Linked DNA regions of Homo sapiens: region 1 is linked to region 2. The links are chromatin loops, found by intact Hi-C in ENCODE. Cell type or tissue: CD14-positive monocyte. All regions are shown on one strand. Each heading gives the region's core, and the rest is flanking DNA. Links, peaks and the distances in the headings are about the cores only. Region 1 overlaps DRAM1 (DNA damage regulated autophagy modulator 1). Region 2 has its middle 18 kb from the start of DRAM1.

Evidence for each region. Peaks named below come from ENCODE experiments on the same cell type or tissue, not always from the same donor. Only the 100,000 strongest peaks of a DNase experiment are listed, where the experiment ranks them.
Region 1: a loop joins it to region 2, with 1.8 times the contacts of the local background. A loop is called at or near these places in 2 of 110 quality-filtered maps.

Annotation. Positions count from the first base shown.
Region 1 is chr12:101,903,986-101,914,388 of GRCh38, forward strand. DRAM1 (DNA damage regulated autophagy modulator 1) reads left to right here. Exons shown (of 7, transcript NM_018370.3): 4 at 4,201-4,378; 5 at 10,189-10,247. Among named protein-coding and RNA genes, the nearest start is that of DRAM1, 32 kb to the left of the region's middle. In CD14-positive monocyte, for the core only: no CTCF peak of the experiment used is centred there; a DNase peak (open chromatin) is centred at 5,906; H3K4me3 peaks cover 1,240 bases; H3K27ac peaks cover 1,747 bases.
Region 2 is chr12:101,853,986-101,864,388 of GRCh38, forward strand. No RefSeq gene overlaps it. Among named protein-coding and RNA genes, the nearest start is that of DRAM1, 18 kb to the right of the region's middle. RefSeq lists enhancers at 798-1,297, 5,844-6,013 and cis regulatory regions at 807-1,024, 1,277-1,953. In CD14-positive monocyte, for the core only: no CTCF peak of the experiment used is centred there; DNase peaks (open chromatin) are centred at 3,226, 4,576, 5,896, 6,456 and 1 weaker place; H3K27ac peaks cover 3,673 bases.

The DNA.
Region 1 (10,403 bases), core at 1,426-9,425, 50 kb after region 2:
ACAATTATTATTATTTTTTGAGACAGAGTCTCTCTCTGTTGCCCAGGCTGCAGTGCAGTGGCGCGATCTTGGCTCACTGCAACCTCCGCCTCTCAGGTTCAAGCAATTATCCCTGCTTCAGCCTCCCGAGCAGATGGTATTACAGGCACCTGGCACCATGCCCAGCTGATTTTTGTATTTTTTTTTAGTAGAGATGGCGTTTCGCCATGTTGGCCAGGCATGTCTTGAACTCCTGACCTCAGGTGATCCTCCCACCTCGGCCTCCTGAAGTGCTGAGAGGTGTGAGCCATCGTGCCCAGCCTATAAACAATTATTATTTGTCAATTAAAAATAAAAACTTTTAAAGTTTCCTTTTTAGAAAAGAAACTTTCCAAGGTTTAACTCTGTCAGTATTCACATATTCTTTTTTTTTTTTTGAAGCTGAGTGATAGAGCTTTAGGGGTTTTTTTTTTTTTTTTTTTTTTTTTTTTTTTTGAGACAGAGTCTTGCTCTGTCACCCAGGCTGGAGTGCAGTGGCGCAATCTCGGCTCACTACAAGCTCTGCCTCCCGAGTTCACGCCATTCTCCTGCCTCAGCCTCCCAAGTAGCTGGGACTACAGGCGCCCGCCACCACGCCCGGCTAATTTTTTGTATTTTTAGTAGAGATGGGGTTTCACCACATTAGCCAGGATGGTCTTGATCTCCTGACCTCGTGATCCACCTGCCTCGGCCTCCCAAAGTGCTGGGATTACAGGCGTGAGCCACCGCGCCTGGCTGATAGAGCTTTATTAAACTATTCTCTCTCTCTCTCCCTCTCTGTTGTTATTACCTTTTAAATTACCAAGAGAGTTTCTAAAAAGCAATCCAGAAAGAGTGCCGGGTTTTAACTTTATCGAAAATTCATGTCTGATCTAAACATCATTTCCCTGCTTTTTTGATTGATTGGTTGAGAAAGGGTCTCGCTCCTTCACCTAAGCTGGAATGCAATAGCACAATCATAGCTCACTGTAACCTTGAACGCTTAGACTAAGCCTTGAACTCCTCCTGTCTCAGTCTCTTGAGTAGCTGAGACTATGGGTGCATCACCATGCCCAGCTAATTCTTATTTTCACTTTTGTAGAGATGGGGTCTTGCTATGTTTCTGAGGCTGTTCTTCAACTCCTGGCCTCATGTGATCCTCCCATCTCCACCTCCCAAAATGTTGGGATTACAAACACAAGCCACCATACCCTGTCGTATTTTATTTTTCATATATAACTTCCCTGAATCTATATGCCTATGTTAGGAATCTTATTTATTTATTTATTTGTATTTGTATTTTTACCTTTATTTTTTGAGACAGGGTCTTGATCTGTTGCTCAGGCTGGAGTGCAGTGGTGTGATCATGGCTCACTGCAATCTCTGCCTTGTGAGCTCAAGCAGTCCTCCCACCTCAGCCTCCTGAGTAGCTAAAACTACAGGTTCATGCCATCATGCCCAGCAAATTTTTGTAGTTTTTGCAGAGACAGTGTTTCACCACATTGCCCAGGTTGGTCTTGAACTCCTGAGCTCAAGTGATACACCTGCCTTGGCCTCCCAAAGTGATGAGTTTACAGACATAAGCCACTGTGCCCAGTCTTTTATTTATTTTTATTTTATTTTTTGAGACAAGGTCTCACTCTGTTGCCCAGACTAGAGTGCAGTGGTGCTATCATAGCTCACTGCAGCCTTGGTCTCCCAAGCTCAAGTGATTCTCCCACCTCAGCCTCCGAAGTAGCTGGGACTACAGGCACACACCATCATGCCCATCTGATTTTATTTATTTATTTATTTATTTATTTATGTATTTATTTATTTTTTGAGATGGAGTCTCGCTCTGTCTCCCAGACTGTATGTAGTTCAGTGGCACAATCTCGGCTTACTGCAGTCTCCACCTCCTGGGGTCCAGTAATTCTCCTGCCTCAGTCTCCCTGGTAGCTGGGATTACAGGCACGCGCCACCACGCCTGGCTAGTTTTTGTATTTTTAGTAGATACGCGGTTTCACCACGTTGGCGAGGCTGGTCTCAAAGTCCTGACCTTGTAATCCACCTGCCTCAGCCTCCCAAAGTGCTGGGATTACAGGCGTGAGCCACAGTACCTGGCCCATGCAAGGTATCTTAGGTATACAGAAACTATATGATGTATTGCAGAGTCAGTGCAGTCATATTTGAATATAACACCAATCATGTAATCAATTTCTCCCCTTATTTCTAGGTTTGATACTAGGAAATACATTTCCTTAGAAATAAGTTAAAAGGTCTTTTTTTTTTTCTGCACCTCCCTTTCTTATGTGGTGAATGAAAATTTAATATCAATTCATTTGTGCTCCAGCTTGAGGTTGAACTGTCTGGATGGCAAATATTGTGGTGCTGGGGAAGCCCAGGTCAGAGGGAAGCTGGGGGAAGAGTGTGTTCACCGTGAGCTGAGGCCAAGGGGTGGCCTGTGGCCAAAACCAGGCTCTCCTGGACAACACTTTAACTTGCCCTTTGCAAAGCTTGCATGTTCAAGCTTAAGTCAAGACCCAGTGGTTCCATCTAAATGTTCCTCGACTGGAAGGTTGTGCCCAGTGCACATTTGAAAGGAGCTGAGGCTGGGTGTGGTGGCTCATGCCTATAATCTGAGCACTTTGGAAGGCTGAGGTGGGTGGATCACCTGAGGTCATAAGTTCGAGACCAGCCTGGCCAACATGGAGAAACCCCCGTCTCTACTGAAAACAGAAAAATTAGCTCAGCGTGGTGGTGCATGCCTGTAATCCCAACTACTCGGGAGGCTGGGGCATGAGAATCGCTTGAACCCGGCAGGTGGAGGTTGCAATGAGCTGAGATCTCATCACTGCACTCCAGCCTGGGTGACAGAGCAAGACTCTGCCTCAAAAAAAAAAAAAAAAAAAGAAAAGAAAAGAAAAGAAGGGAGCCAAAGGTGAGGTGCATTTTGAGTGTGTAGTATGTACAGGGTCTGCACCAACTTTCTGCCTAGACTGGCACAGGGGCTGCCTTCTGGTTGAAATGGCTGGTTACAGGATGGCAGGGACAGGGAACTTGTTTAGAAGCTGCCTTTCAAAAAAAATTAGCCAGAACTGGGTGTGGTGGCATGTGCCTGTAGTCCCAGCTACTTGCTGGGCTGGGAGGATCTCTTGAGCCTGGGAATTCAAGGCTGCAGTGAGCTATGATCATGCCACTGCACTCCCACCTAAGCGACGGAGTGAGACCCTGTCTCAAAAAAAAAAAAAAAAAAAGAAGAAAAAAGAAGCTGCATTTGCATAACAAAAGCAGTGGTTTTACTTAGATGGTGTGTTCATTTGAGGTGCCTTGGGAGGGATGAGTAGAGATTATCAGGGAGCAGGGAGCCTAAAAACCCCAAACCACCCTTGGCACCATCATGGAACGAGTCACGTACTTTGGTTTTTTTTTTCAATCATATCATACCGAAGTTTATTGATGACATCAAACAAAAATTTCTGTAACAAAAAAGGCAGGGTTGGGTGCGGTGGCTCACGCCTGTAATCCCAGCACTTTGGGAGGCCGAGGTGGACGGATCACGAGATCAGGAGTTCGAGACCAGCCTGGCCAACATGGCGAAACCCCGTCTCTACTAAAAATACAAAAATTAGCCGGGCGTGGTGGCACGTGCCTGTAATCCCAACTACTTGGGAAGCTGAGACAGGAGAATTGCTTGAACCTGGGTGGCGGAGGTTGCAGTGAGCCGAGTTCATGTCACTGCACTCCAGCCTGGGCAGCAAGAGTGAAACTCTGTCTCAAAAACAACAACAACAAAAAAAGAAAATTGTATATGATATGTATCCTATAATCTTCACTGCAAACATGCAAGACTGAGATGATTATGCCCATTTTTAGATACAGAAATCGAGGCTTTGCAGTAAGGTCACAGAGCCTCATGGTGGAGTCAGGACTTTTAATCCAGGTGTACCAGACTCTGAAGCCCACCATACTCAACCCTCCCACCTGTAAGGCAGACCTCCTTTCCTTGTCCCATGAGCCCAGGTTCGCTGTGGAACAACCAACTTTTTGGCATTAATTTCAGCACCTGGAGGGCTTTTCTTTTGGTAGTCAAACAGCCACATTTTCCAAGAAGTGGTGCATCTGTGATGACCAATGGCTCAAAGCAGCCCAGAGTGAGAGTGCTTGCGGTTCGATGTTGACAAACCCACCCAGAGTAACACACATTTATGACTTTTTCTCCAGGAGTTAGCTGTGCCAGTGGTTCATGACGGGGGCGCTCTTTTGGCCTTTGTCTGTGGTGTCGTGTACACGCTCCTACAGTCCATCATCTCTTACAAATCATGTCCCCAGTGGAACAGTCTCTCGACATGCCACATACGGATGGTCATCTCTGCCGTTTCTTGCGCAGCTGTCATCCCCAGTATCCTTTTTCACATTTGTGCCTTGTTAAAGGAATAAAACATTCAGTGACACTTGTTAAAGAAGGGTAATGAAGACTTTATAGGGACCGCTGCAATGAGTTCTGACAGCAGGGCGGAGAGATTGGGCTCAACTCTGAATACAGCATTGGCAAGTGCGAATCTATAGCCAAGGAGTAGGATGAGGTCAGTGAATGGAAAAGTACTAAAAGGAAACCTCAAGGATGAGGGGGAATTCTGGCCAAACCAACCTAACAGGATTCTTATTGAGTACTGGCCATGTGATCAGACATCACCTGGGAAGGGTGGAGGAGGAGGAGGAACCCAATCAGATATTGAGTGTGATCAGATATGAGGGTGGGGGGTCCTTGCTAAACTGACTTAGCCAGGGTTCTTTGCTAAAACTGGATCTTACAAGGAAGTGCACAGATGGACCTAGGAGAAGTTTCAGGGGCTTGACTAAAGTTCAGCCAAGCAAAGGATCTTTGTCACCGTGTCTTAGCAAAGCTTGACACTTCCCTTCCCCACAACCAAAAAAAAAAAAAAAAAAAAAGCAAAGGATAACAACCAAGTTTCCACATTTTTTCAGAAAAACAATTCGGATAAAAGTGTAGATCAAGCTGGGCGTAGTGGCTCACGCCTGTAATCCCAGCACTTTGGGAGGCTCAGGTGGGTGGATCACCTGAGGTTGAGAGTTCAAGACCAGCCTGACCAACATGGAGAAACCCTGTCTTTACTAAAAATACAAAATTAGTCAGGCATAGTGGCACATGCCTGTAATCCCAGCTACTTGGGAGGCTGAGGCAGGAGAATCGCTTGAACCCGGGAGATGGAGGTTGCAGTGAGCCGAGATCACACCATTGCACTCCAGCCTGGGCAACAAGAGTGAAACTCCGTCTCAAAAAAAAAAGTGTAGATCATTAAGAAAATGTCTCAACATTGTCTAATTAGATCAAAAGTCTCTTTGCGGGGAAGAATGGTATGAAAGAAGGGTGGAAAATGTAGGAACACTTTAGTCTCTGTTTACTTTCCTTCTCACAGGGCCAGTTTCATGAGCCATATGAAAATATTTATTTTTCTTTGTAGTGCTTGGCTAAAGACACCAAATATTGATATTGTACTCAAAGTAATAGCCCCACGAAGTCCCTCAAGGCTAAACTCTCCCCCTCCCTGCACGTCGTAGGTGGCAAGACAGTTTGATTTACTCATTCATGTGAAGAAATTTCTAAAAAGCTCTAGATCACTTATTACTGAGTAAATTAAAATATGTTTAGCCTTTTCTTTTTATAGTCACTGATTTCATTTTCAAAATGAAATCCATTTTATTTTCTAACTCAGCAATCTGAAAGGAAATGAAAATATAAATTTAGCGTGCTTGTAGATTCTGATTTAGAGGAAACGAAAGCTTTTTCTTTCCCTTTTTCTTTTCTTTAATGAAGTATTTAACAAAGAAAAAAAGCCGTGGTCTTAAAGAGTTGCAGAGTTCCCCATCTTTCAAAATACCATCTGTAGTCATATCAGAGAAAGCTTCAGGGTCATTAAACATTGATGACTAATGTCAGATTGTAGGAAAATCGGAACTATGTTATCGGCGGCAATTTTGTTAGTCTGGGTTGAGTTACGGTATAAAGTGGGCAAGATGGAGTGAAAACACATCACTTGCTTCTAAATATTAAGCTTTGTGTTTCTTTTCTAAAATAGAAACTACAAAATGTGAAGTCTAAGTATGATTTTGGGTTTTCTTCCATCTTGGGGAAGGACATTTTTAATTACAAAATTTCCAGGCACAGAGTAGCCAAATCCTAGTACCGAGAAATTTACCAACAAAATATATACCCTTGTTCCTAAGATAGTTGCTTCTCAAATCCCTTGTCTTACTTATAGGTTAAAGGAACACTTTCTCTTTGAATATATCTCCTTCAACATTTTATCTTGTGTTAGTTGTAAAATTCATAATAGTGGTTGTAGTGTTACAAGCAAAGTTTCTTGATGCAGGAAACCTTCCCTTGCTTCCAACTTCGGAAACAGATCCCTAGATATCAAAGTCAGAGAGTTTTCACAAAATAAGCATTTCAGGCCTCAGAGTTTCACTTACTAATAATTCTCATTTCTAGAAAGTTTTTTTTTTTTTTTTGAGACAGAGTCTCACTCTGTCACCCAGGCTGGAGTGCAATGGTGCGATCTCCGCTCACTGCAACCTCCGCCTCCCGGGTTCAAGCAATTCTCCTGCCTCAGCCTCCCTAGTAGCTGGTATTACAGGTGCCCACCACCACGCCCGGCTACTTTTCATATTTTTAGTAGAGACGGGGGTTTCACCATGTTGGCCAGGCTGGTGTCAAACTCCTGAACTCAGGTGATCCACCCGCCTCAGCCTCCCAAAGTGCTGGGATTACAGGTGTGAGCCACTGTGCCTGGCCTCTAGGAAGTTCTTATTATAAGTCATGCCAACAGGAAGCAGCCCCATACAGAAAGGGGTTATAACCCTATGTCAGATTAACTTGAATGAATTCATCCACACGAAAAGATCTTCTGTCTTAAACATTAGTGTGGTATTTATATTTCCTTACAAAGAATTGACAGCATCTTTAAATAGGCTAGGTGCGGTGACTCACACCTGTAATCCCAGCACGTTGGGAGGCCGAGGCAGGTGGATCACTTGAGGTCAGGAGTTCGGGACCAACCTGGCCAACATGGTGAAATCTCATCTCTACTAAAGTTACAAAAATTAGCCAAGCGTGGTGGCGTATGCCTTTAGTCCCAGCTACTTGGGAGGCTGAAGGAGGAGAATCGCTTGAACCAGGAGTGGGAGGTTACAGTGAGCCAAGATTGTGCCACTGCACTCCAGCCCAGATGACAGAGTGAGACTCCGTCTCAAAAAAAAGAGTTGAAAGCATCTTTAAAATGCCCTGGTTTCTTCTTACTGCAGTATTTCTGTATAATAGCCTCATTTGACTACCGAAGAAACCGAGGCACCTAGTGAGGCAGACGTTAGAATCCTGCTTCTAAACCTTTCCTGATGAATTATCTGTCTTGCACCGGGCTTCTAAAGCTTCTGAAAGCCTTCGCAGAACTCACCAACAGCATAAAGTCCAGGTTCCTCTGCATCAGACCCATGATCTGAGACCTCCTAGTTCTTCATCCTTGTTTTTAGGGCTTCTCCCTCAGGCTTGGTTGTTTGTTGTCCTCTGTTTTTAACTGATCTCTACTTGGCTGGATTATCCTCCTCCACTTTGTCTTGCTAGAGCTGTTGGTTCAACATGGTACCCACATGTGGCTTTTGCATACTTGAAATGTGGCTAGTCCAGATTGAGATGTGTCCTAAATGTAAAACATATACCTGATTTCAAGGATTTGATAAGAAACAGAAGTAAAATATCTCAATAATTTTTTATATTATTACACATTGAAATGATATCATCAGCAATATTATTTGATATATTGAGTTAAATAAGATGTATGTTGTTTATCAATACATAAGATATGTTTTGCATATTATGTATATCTTATATTGACAATATTTTTATGTGTTGGGTTAGATAAGATATATTATTAAAATTAAGTTAGGGGTCAGGCACGCCTGTAATCCCAGCATTTTGGGAGGCCGAGGTGGGCAGATCATTTGAGGTCAGGAGTTCGAGACCAGCCTGGCTAACGTGGTGAAACCCCATCTCTACTAAAAATAGAAAAACTAGCCAGGTGTGGTGGTGGGCACCTGTAATCCCAGCTGCTGAGGAGGCTGAGGCAGGAGAATCGCTTGAACCCAGGAGGTGGAGGTTGCAGGTGAGCTGAGATCACACCACTGCACTCCAGCCTGAGTGAAAGAGCGAGACTCCATCTCAAATACATAAATAAATAAATAAATTTGGATATTAGAAAATTAAAAATTACACATATTTCTGTGGGATGGTGCTGCTCTAGAGAGCTCCTTAAACTTCACAACTTACATTAAGTTTCACTGAATGAAGCTTTCTCCCATTCCATTCTGAATTAATAATTTTCCCTTACAGTCATTGCTGTACCCAGTTCTTTTCTGTCTACTATGGTACATTCTCTGGGTCTGGTCCAACAAAGTTGTGATATTTCTGAGAGCTGAGACCAAGTTTTCCCTTCTCCCACCCCCAGACCAGAATGGTACCTGGTGCACTGAAGATGGAGCTAAGAATAAATAAACGAAATAATTAAGAGGCTTTTAAACTATTAGAAACAGATGTGAGGTGATGAAATGATCAGAGAATCTTCTGTGCTCTCTACTTCTTTTATTTTGAGAATCAGAAGCATTAAACTCTGCACAATTTGCGGGGGGTTGGAGTTAAGAGAGATGACGCTGACTCTGAATTCAGAGGAGGCTCTAAACTTTCCTTGGCTCAACATTTTTTTTTTTTTTTTTTTTGAGACAGAGTCTCACCCTGTTGCCCAGGTTGGAGTGCAGTGGTGCAAATTCAGCTCACTGCCACCTCCCAGGTTCAAGCGATTCTCCTGCTTCAGCCTCCCAGGTAGCTGGGATTACAGGTGCACGCCACCATGCCCAGCTAATTTTTGTGTTTTTAGTAGAGACTGGGTTTCACCATGTTGGTCAGACTAGTCTCGAACTCCTGACCTCAGGTGATTCGCCTGCCTCAGCCTCCCAAAGTGCTGGGATTACAGGTGTGAGCCACTGCGCCCGGCCTAACATTTTGAATTTCTAATATTTTGCAGACTTTTTAGAGCATCCCATTTCTCTCTAGCTTTCTTTTTTGCATTCTAAGTTCAATCAAAATGGTTATCACTGCCTTCATGCAGAAAGTATTGCTGGTGGAAGATAGGAGCCTCAGCCCCTGGCATTATTAGGCTGGACTGTAGGCATGTGTCAGTCATCCCTGAAGTCTGATATGGGGCGAATCTCTTTGATTTGCCAGATCTTTGGTCCAGGAAGGAAGGGCTCACCTTATACCCAATTACCCAACAGAAGTCTGTTTTTTAAAGATAATAGTTTGAGTTTCTGTAGCTTGTTTTTGTATATGAGCCTTGGCACTTTGGAATTTAAAATTTTCCTTAAAGCTGTTACCTTGGAAATAGTATTTTAGGCCGGGCACGGTGGCTCATGCCTGTAATCCCAGCACTTTGGGAGGCCGAGGTGGGCAGATCACCTGAGGTCAGGAGTTCAAGACCAGCCTGACCAACATGGAGAAACACCGTCTCTACTAAAAATACAAAAAATTAGCCAGGCATGGTGGTGGGTGCTTGTAATCCCAACTATTCAGGAGGCTGAGGCAGGAGAATGCTTGAACCCAGGAGGTGGAGGTTGCAGTGAGCTGAGATCGCGCCATTGCACTCCAGCCTGGGTGACAGAGCGAGAGTACGTCTCAAAAAAAAAAAAAAAAAAAAAAAGGAAAGGAAAATAGTATTTTAGGGAAAAAGTATTTTTATTCAGTGGGAAGTATTCAAAAAGAACCATCCTGGACTGCTGCGTCAGTCATTTTGACCGAATTTAAACAGCTAGTTTAAATGGGAAGATCCAGAAACATGTAGGGTTGTGCAAAATGTAGTGACAAGTTTTAATAAATTTTACTATACACACTGGAAAACTATTGCGAAGGTATTTCCGTGTTGTGATTTAACTCTCATCATTGAATTTGAAGTTTGAGTTTATAAGAAGCTAATATAACTGGTTTGATTGTAGAAATGTTGGTATTAACATTTTAATTGATGATAGAAATGTTGGTATTAACATTTTAACACCTTATAATGATTATGTTATTAGGAGAATAATGTAGTCTTAACATTAAAGGAACTGTTGTGTGCTGTAGTTTCCTTAACTGTTTACTTCTTTCAGTGATTGTCTGTGCTTCACTAATTTCCATAACCAAGCTGGAGTGGAATCCAAGAGAAAAGGTAACATTTAAGTTGTTGTGAATGTGGTTGTCGGACGTGGTTATGTGAGCTTGTGGCCAGGCTAGGCATAGGGAAGATCACTGCCGTTCCTTAGAACAAGTTGCAAAATGTCAAATAAACATGGCATGTAATCAATTTACTGTCCAATCATTTGGC
Region 2 (10,403 bases), core at 1,029-9,028:
CACAACTGTTACTCCTTTGTCTCTGTTTATAATTGATCTAAACATTCTCAGTAAACTCCATTTGGTTTGAGGGAGGAGGAAGGCAGAGAAGTAGGATGCCGCAGGAGTTAAACTTGTCAAATAAAGGTCCGTTAGTCTCTGCAAGATGGTTAAGATTATCTCTTGCTGAGTAAATATTAAATAATCTAATATTTAACTCCACATCAGAGCCATTTCATCCTTCTTTCTCTTACTTTTCAAGGTGTCAGGGTTCCATGGGCAAGCCATGTGCACTCTTGGCACATTTACCCATAAATGAGTCTCTCCATAGGCTTTGGAATCCTTGTAGGCTTCAAGGTTTTTGCTCAACTTAGTATTGATACCCTGGTTATGCTCAGCCACTGGGACACTGGGGACATTTGCTGCTAGAGTGTGCAGTATGACTATTGGTCTGTCCTCTTGGTTGGCGTATATTAGTCTGTTCTCGCACTGCTAGTAAAGACATACCTGAGACTGGGTAATTTATAAAGAAAAGAGGTTTAGTTGACTCAGTTCCGCATGGCTGGGAGGCCTCACTATCATGGCGGTAGACGAGTGAGGAGCAAAGGCATGTCTTTCACAGTGGCAGGCAAGAGAGCTTGTGCAGGGAAACTGCCCTTTATAAAACCATCAGATCTTGAGAGACTTATTCACTACCACAGGAATAGTATGGGTGAAAATGCCCTATGATTCAATTATCTCCACCTGTCCCTGCCCTTGACACCTGGGGATTATTACAATTCAAGGTGAGATTTGGGTGAGGACACAGCCAAACCATATCAGTTGTGGTAGGGCCCATTGATCTACAAATGTGACTTGACCTCACTTTTGCATCCCTTCAAGGCTCAGCCACTGCCTCCCTCAGACATGTGGTAGAGGTTATCAGGTCCCTGTCTACCCACTTCCTCATGGTGACCCAATGGCAGGTCACACTCAATTACCTTTCACTTCCCCAAAAAGGATGCTGAAAAGGGGTCTTTTGACTCTCTTCCAAGTCATCAAGGGAGGTCTGCACTGTTGAATTAGGCTAATTAGGCTACCATTACATCACCGTAAGCCTAGGTGCACTCTGCAGTGGTGTTCTCTCCATTTCAAAACAAGAAGTCAGGTTAAATCTGTCTTTACATATATTTTCTCTCTTCAACATAAACTGGGTTTTCACTTTTCTAATCAGCTACTGATGCAGGATTTTTTATTCCTTACCACCACTAGGTCTGGGTTCTCATCTCACAACCAGGAAGAATTAGGCATGCAGACACTTGAAGAGTGAGTGGAGCAGAATTTATTAAGTGAAAGGAAAGCTCTCAGCAAAAAGAGGGGACCTGAAAGCAGTTTACTGGTTGCCCCCTTCACAGTTGAATACCAGGGCTTAAGGCATGAATTTCTGGTGGCTCCACCCTGTCCTTCCAGTGCTGATGCAGGCCCTTGGACTGAGCAGCTCCATATTGATTTATTTCCCTTACTGTGTATGTGTTAAGGAATGGAATTTTCCACTGCAGGCATGTTTAGGCAAGCTCCCCGTGCAAGTTCCCTTATCTGCACAAAACATCTGGTGTAAGCACTTGTAGGGTGGGTGGGAGGTTCTCCGGGGACCCTTCCCTTACTGTCTGCCTAAAGCAAGCTGGCTAACACTTATCACTACAACCCCTTGAGTTTCAACAGGGAGAAGGAGCTATGTGTAAAGCAAGGGTCTTGGTGTCTAATCTCTTCCTGCACATCTTCTACACCCTGCACCACTAGACCAGAGGAAGGCTTCCCTCTGGGTAGACGTCCCTTTTAGAATTTTTGTTTTTCTTCCTTGACCTAAAGCTAGTTCTTCTCTTTCTTTTCCCTGAGGCAATAAACATCTCCTAGTCCCAAAGTGAGGAATGTTTGCAAGAACGGGAAAAAGTTTATAGAGAAAAAACTATTTGGGGAGGTACAACATTTATATCACCCTTTAACTATCAAATTTGAGTGTCTTCTGCTCCTCTTCTCTTTTTAGATTAATTATACAAAATCAAGAGTACATGTTTTTACATAGCTAAGATATATGATATGGTCTGGCTGTGTCCCCACTCAAATCTCATTTTGAACTAGAGTTCCCATAATCCCCACGTGTCATGGGAGAGACCTAGTAGAAGGTAATTGAATCATGGAGGCAGTTACCCCCATGCTGTTCTCGTGATAGTGAGTGAGTTTCCCCAGATCTGATGGTTTTAAAGAGCGTCCCCCCTACACCACCTTCACTCTGCACTTCCTGCTGCCACCATGTGAAGAAGGACATGTTTACTTCCCCTTCTGCCATGATTATAAGTTTCCTGAGGCCTCCCAAGCCCTGTGGAACTGTGATCCAGTTAAACCTCTTTCCTTTATAAATTACACAGGCTCAGATATGTCCTTACAGCAGCATGAGAACAGGCTAACACATAATATTTAAATTTTGATATTGAAACATTGGAGCTCAATACATATTAATGATGACATAATAACGACAGAATTGAGCAAAAGCACTGAAAACTGCACTTGATAGGAATTGGAATGCATTCTGCCACAAAGACCTGTTTATAAAAAATAAACATAAAAAAGTAATCAGAATACTTAATGCTTCAGATTTTGGTCTGCTGATGAGTAATTTGAGCCAATCTTAAATAAGACTTTTCTTATTTTAATTCTTTTTTTTTTTTCAAAGATGATGTCTTGCTCTGTCACCCAGGCTAGAGTGTAGTAGCGTGATCTCAGCTCACTGCAACCTCCACCTCCCGGGCTCAAGTGATTCTCCTGCCACAGCCTCCTGAAAGCTGGGACTACAGGTGCACAACACCACGCATGGCTAATTTGTGTATTTTTAGTAGAGATGGGGTTTCACCCTGTTGGCCAGGCTGGTCTCGAACTCCTGACCTCAAGTGATACTGCCTCTTCAGTCTCCCAAAGTGCTGGGATTACAGGTGTGAGCCACTGCCCCCGGCCTCTTATTTTAATTCTTTAACCAAAGAAATGTGAGGACAAAGGTCCTGGATGAGACCATAAAACCTGGATTATGATCATTATGAAGGAGACTGCCACTAAATAATATGTGAGTATGCACACATTACCTCTCTGGTTTTACAGTTTCCTCTTGCACAAATCCAAGGCATTAGACTAGATGACCTCTAAGGAACCTTTCTGTAGATCTATAATTTTTTCTGAAATGCTCAGATGGCTCATTGTCCATAAATGTGTCAGCAAGCTGAGTTATTCATTGAGTCACATGTTAACCTCTCACTGGAACTGCAATGCATTACAGTGCTATTATGTAACTCTCCAGCCCCTTAGGATTTGGGGTCATTATAATTAGCCAGAATGGAAAGAACTCCTGAATGATATATCCGGTCTAAGCACAGGCACATGAATTACATGGCTGAGATGGGTAAACCTGAAAATTTTCTGAGAAGTAAACACATTTTTGTTACTATTAATTCCTTCCTCCTCCTCCTGCTCTTGCTTCATCACTTACTTCTGCTATGTCTTCATATTCTCTCTCAGAAAGCATTCTGTTCTAACCCCCAAATGTATCTCTCCATTTTGTCTTCTTGTGCTTCTCCACCTATCTTCTTGGAATAGAAGTCTGAACCTACTGCTTTACTTTTCAGTTCCATGCAATCCAGCTTCTATCTGTACCACTCTCCTGAAATTCCTACAAAGATTGCCAGTGACTGCTTATCTGCCCAAACCGACCTCTTCTTTTCCCCTTTGTGCTGATTCCACTGCAGCATTTGCTCTTTGGTAATCTCATATATACCAACCCCTTTCCACTGATGTTTCCCAAGTCAATTTCCAACTATCTAGCAGTTGTCTTCACCTAGGTGTCCTACAGACATCTCAAACTGTTGGATGTCTAAAACCAAATTCATAATCCTCCAGACTTCTTCTATTCCCTGGCTCAATTAATGATTAATATTCACTGATCCTTTTTTTTTTTTTTTTTGAGACAGTCTCACTCTGTCACCTAGGCTGGAGTGCAGTGTCACCATCTTGGCCCACTGCAACCTCCACCTCCCAAATTCAAGCAATTCTCATGTCTCAGCCTCCCAAGTATCTGGGATTACAGATGTGCACCACCATGCTGGCCTACATGTTGTATTATTTTTAGTAGAGATGGGGTTTCACAACGTTAGCCAGGCTGGTCTGGAACTCTTGGCCTCAAGTGATCTGCCCGCCTCAGACTCCCAGAGTGTTGGGCATACAGGCACTAGACACCATGCCCAGTTCATTGAGCCTTTCAAACTAGAACCAACTTCTCCTCTTCTTCAACTCTTCTATCTCTTACTCTGCTCATCCAATTGGCCAGCAAATCCTTTTTCTCCATCCACAATCTACTGCCTTAAATTAGGTTTTTAGCATTTCTTAAAACGACCCTCCTGATGTTAATCGCTAATGCTATCTCTAGTCCAATCTATCTAAGGGTTGCCGGAGTTATCACCACAAAAAATAAACTTGGTGATGACACCACCCTACTCATGAGCTCTCCTTGTTGCTCTCAGGGCAAAATCCAATCTCCTTAGCATGTTACACAAGGTCCTTTATAATGTCATCACCACCAGTCTCCCCAGCCTTATCCTCATGTGTTCCAGTCACACTGGACCACTTATCCCCTAGATGAATCAAGTTCATTTGAACACCATGACCTTGAATTCAGGCACTGAGTGTTTCCTTTCCATATTCTTGATCACAAAGCACAATGACAAATTGTACATCCTCAATCAACTTTTGAATGAATTAATCATGGATCCTGGATAGTGGTTTCTGAATAAGACATTAATTAATATTATTATTATTACATATTTTTTGAGACAAAGTCTCTTTCTGTCTCCCAGGCTGGAGTGCAGTGGCTTGATCTGGGCTCACCGCAACCTCTGCCTCCAGGGTTCAAGTGATTCTTTTCCCTCAGCCTCCTGAGTAGCTGGGACTGCAGGTGCATGCCACCACGCCCGACTTATTTTTGTATTTTTAGTAGAGATGGGGTTTCACCATTTTGGCCAGGCTGGTCTCAAACTCCTAACCTCAAGTGATCCTCCTGCCTTGGTCTCCCAAAGTGCTGGGATTACAGGCATGAGCCACTGTGCCCAGCAAGATATTAATTTTTAAGTAAAAGAATTATGAAAGAAACCCCTCTCTCAAAAGAATCCTCCTCTCTTTGTCCTTGAGCAGGGAAGCAAACAATTACCTTCTGAACTTTTTGTCATTATCATAGCCACTTTCAATTCTTGTCCAATTCATATCAGATATAAAAAGAAAAACAACTGTGGCCAGGAGTGGTGGCTCATGCCTGTAATTGCAGCACTTTGGGAGGCCGAGGCGGGTGGATCATCTGAGGTCAGGATTTTGAGACCAGCCCAGGCAACACAGAGAAACCCCGATTCTACTGAAAATACAAAAATTAGCCAGGCATGGTGGTGGGCGCCTATAGTCCCAGCTACTCGGGAAGCTGAAGGGGGAGAATCGCTTGAACCTGGGAGGCAGAGTTTGCAGTGAGCCAAGATCACGCCACTGCACTCCAACCTGGACAACAGAAGGAGACTCTGTATCAAAAAACAAACAAACAAACAAAAAAACAAACAAAAAAACCTGACAAAATCTTTTCCTCCTTTTGTAATGTATTCACTGTGTGGAGAGATAAATCAATGAGATCTTTGTGAATGGGAGTATCATACTCAGTTTGTCTGCAGATAATGACAACTAAAACATGAACTGCACCTTGTAGGAATACCCTATGTAGAATTGTTGAAGTAAATAGAGATTTATGATTAGCTAAACTGAGAAAGTCAGATCATATGAGTTCCTATATTCATGAGGTAATTTAGAAACTATTCATAAGGGGAAGGGAGAAAAAAAACCTGACCTCTTAAAACTTACAAGAATTTCTCACATTGTCATAATGGAAATTCCCAAATTTCTCAAATGTGCTTTTTTTCTTCATCTCTGGTAGCATGAAAGCATCTGCCAAAAAATATGAAACTTAAGATGTATTTAATGCCATTGCCCAAACTTGTAATAACTTGTAATAATCAGATTATCCTTAAAACAGTCAAGTGTCATTCCCACAAAGGGCACTGGTGCTCTCTCCCTTTGAGTAATGAAAAATTTTAAACCTTTGCTTCTTCCTTCTGATGTCTGTACTCACAGGGTTTACAGTACCTTTTATGAGGTGCTACTATGCTGCTGGTATGTACAAATGTATAGCATCAGATTCTATAGGTAATAGTGTCAAACTACTATCAAGCATGCATCTATCTGTACACATGTTTTCAATAAACATGTATTAACCACTTATTTTGTGCTGGTGCTTGGCACTGGAAATAGAAATATGTAAGATTCAATTCCTGCTCACAACATTTAGAGTCTAGAGTCTATCCACTAGGTTGACAAGTTAACATTGTGAAATCTGTAATATAAAGAGCCTGAGGATACAGAGAAGTGACACAGAGGTCACACTTTGGGGCTGTTAGGAAGGGCTTCCTGAAGAAGGCCATTGCTGAGGAGAATACAATCCACAAGCATTTATTAAGTGCCTATGTCAAGCCCAGCTCCAAGCCTGGGTATACAGTAGTGAATAAAGGAGAAAGATATTCCTACCTGCATGAAGCTTACATTCTAGGAGAATAACGTGAAGAAAGAACAGAAGCTTGCCAGATGAATGATCCACAAAGAAATGAACAGTGTATCTTTGGAGGTTAGTTATATATAAGTAAGTATAGCTCAGAAAAGTCTCCAGCTCGCTGTGTAATCTCTGTCTTATCCAAAACTCACTGAGAACATGTTGAAGTGTCCCCAGTTTCTATAAAGGAGTGCTTCCCTCCACACCAGCGAACAGGGCCTAGAATCCATTCACAGGTGAGGGGCCTCTGCCATGAAAAAGACATGTGCAGGCGCATATGTGCACTCAATCACAGAGACACACATGCACATGCACACACACAGGGTGAGCCATTCACATGGTGACCACTGACACTGCACTGGCTAGTCCCAGTCTTGACATCCCCATTGTAACAATGCTCAATGCCAGAAGCAGGAATAGAAGGAAGAGATTCTACCTGGTCCCTACCCACAAGAGCTCGTTTTAAGTTTCTTCCTGATCACAAAAGGGAGAGTAGATGTTGTAATATTCATGGTGCTTTTTAAAGAGAGAGTACACACTAGTATGTGTGCCCCTTTTGTTCAGAGCAATGGTTATGCACTCTCACTCAAATAAACTTAAGTGTTTCAAAGGACTCTTGGATGGAGGATGTAACATCTACTTGGGTGTAATGATCCCTATGATCTTGCAATGTAAAAATACAGTATCTTGATTTTTTTCAAAAGATATAAAGATGTGGGCGGGCTGTGGTGGTTCACACCCATAATCCCACAAGTTTGAGAGGACAAGGTAAGAGGATTGCTTGAGCTCATAAGGTCAAGGCCAGCCTGAGAAACACAGTGAGATGCTGTCTCTATTTAAAAAAAAAAAATATATATATATAAAGGTGTGGGTGTGAATGCATTCCCTCCCTCCCTCCCTCCCTCCTTCCCTCCCTCCCCCCCTTTCTTCCTTCCTATTTCTTTATTGAACACATGCTATATATCCAGTGTAAAAAAATTAGACATACAGATATTTTTATAAATGAAAATAAAAGGAGAATCATATGGTTCCAGATGACATTGCTAATAATTTGGTATATCATTTTACAGATTCATTCTTCATGCTTATTTTTCATAAATTAATACACATGCATTTTATTTTACAAAGTAAGAATAATACTATACATTGGGGTCCCCAACCCCTGAACCATGGACCAGTACCACCTGTGGCCCATTAGGAACCAGGCTGCACAGCAGGAGGTGAGCAGCAGGTGAGCAAGCAAAGCTTCATCTGCATTTACAGCCACTCCCCATTGCTCATATTACCACCTGAGCCACGCCTCCTGTCAGATCAGTGGCAGCATTAGATTCTCATAGGAGCATGAACCCTATTGTGAACTGTGCATACCAGGGATCTAGGTTGTGGGCTCCTTATGAGAATCTAATGTCTGATGATCTGTCACTATCTCCCATCGCCTCCAGATGGGACTGTCTAGTTGCAGGTGACCAAGCTCAGGGTTCCCACTGATTTTACATTATGGTGAGTTATATAATCATTTTATTATATATTACAATATAATAATAATAGAAATAAAGTACACAATAACTAATGTGCTTGTCTCATCCCAAAACTACCCCCCAGCCCCCAGCCAAGTAGGTTTTTAAGAAAAAGAAAAGGTAATTCCTAACTTGCTTCCCAAGAATTTATATTCAAATAACATAAGCTATTGATTGGCCGTACATTGTTCTTTGCATCACAAATTCCAGGAATTCAATGATAATGGGTAAGGCAGCTAGTCAGGAACAAAATATCTTTAAACAATTGTCCTCAGGCATGGGCATGGCAGGGCATGGCTGAAGTCCTCTACTCATGTCTTTCTGGCCTGCTGAATTTTACATACTTCCCATACCACAGGGTGCTCTGAGTTATTTTTCTTTTCTCAGAGGCCTAGGAAATGAAGTCCCTGCCTGAGAAGCCTCTTCCCAGCAAGAACTACACAGTAGAAAAGTAGCATAAATCTCTTATCCCAGGTGAACATCTCATCATTTCTGCCTCGACATATGTTTTCTGCTTCTACAATACAACTTAGAAAAGTAGTATGGTTGTCAGACCGGGCACAGTGGCTCATGCCTGTAATCCCAGCATTTTGGGAGGCCGAGATGGTCGAATCACCAGGTCAGGAGTTTCAGACCAGCCTGACCAACATGGTGAAACTCGGTCTCTACTAAAAATACAAAAATTAGCCAGGCATGGTGGCATATGACTGTAATCCCAGCTACTCAGGAGGCTGAGGCGGCATAATCGCTTGAACCCAGGAGGCAGAGGTTGCAGTGAGCCGAGATCACACCATTGCACTCCAGCCTGGGCGACAGAGCCAGACTCCATCTCAAAAAAAAAAAAAAAAAAGGAGTATGGTTGTCATAGTGAAATGGGATTGTTCCCTTGACCTTGACCCCCGTCATGAGTGGGAACAGGAATGGCTCTTTTTACTCAGCCCACCGCTGGCCACTCCTCACGAGAGGTAGCATGTGAGCAAGTGAATGTGGGAACCGGAGGGAATGAATGCTGGAACCACCCAGTCACTCCTCTCTGGTGGGAGCAGGCTCTGTGCAGTGTTCAAGAACCCAGGTTCTTGTTCGGCATCCAGGAAGAATCAGGTCACATGAATAGATTGAAGGGTAGTGTATGCAGAGGATTTTATTGGGTGATGGATGTGGCTCTCAGTGGGATGGGAGTTGGAAAGGGGATGGTGTGGGAAGAAGGGATCTTTCCTTGAAGCCGCACCATCTGAAGTTAGCTGTGTCTATCCGTAGTTTCCAATGCTCAGTTGCTGCTTCTCTGCTTGCCATTCAGCCGCTTGTATCCCCCACGCTTAGCTATTTTTTTTTTTTTTTTTTTTTTTTTGCTTTGCCGGCTGATGTTCTTTGTGGGCACAGCATAGGGGCAGGGCAGACCAAAAAGGCAGCGTTTGGGTGGAAAAATGGAGTCAGCTGTTTTCACTTAGGGCCAGGCTTAGAGTGGGTTTAGCTGGGACCCCAGGCATTCTGTATCAATAAGGTGACTCAGTGTTATGAGCTACATATTTGTGTCCCCTTCAAAGTCATTTGTTGAAAGCTTAAACCCCAACAGGGTCAGTTGCAGTGGCTCATGCCTGTAATCCCAGCACTTTGGGAGGCCGAGGCAGGTGGATCACTTGATGTCAGGAGTTTGAGACCAGCCTGGCCAACATAGTGAAACCCCATCTATACTAAAAACACAAAAATTAGCTGGGCTTCGTGGCATGCACCTGCAGTCTCAGTTACTTGGGAGGCTGAGGCAGGAGAATTGCTTGAACCCAGGAGGCAGAGATTGCAATGAGCTGAGATCACTCCATTGCACTCCAGCCTGGGTGACAGAGAAAGACTCCATCTCAAAAAAAAAAAAAAAAAGAAAGAAAAAAGAAAAAAAAAAAAAGAAAAGAGAAAAAGAAAACCACAATGGGATGCTAATAGAATGTGGAGGCTTTGGGAGGTAATTAGATCATAAGGGTGGAGCCCTCATGATGGGATTGATGCCCTTATTAGAAGTCATGAAATGTGCTGGCTTCCTCTCTCTTTATACTCTCCACCCTGGGAGGACACAGCAAGATGATGCAAATCAGGAAGCTGGGGTTCACCAGACATGGGATCTGCAAGCACCTTGATCTTGGACTTCCCAGCATCCACAACTGTGAGAAATATATGATTGTAATTGGAGCCACTCTATCTATGGTAATTTGTTATAGCTGCCCAAACTAAGACACTAATGAAGTGTGAAATTATATGAGATT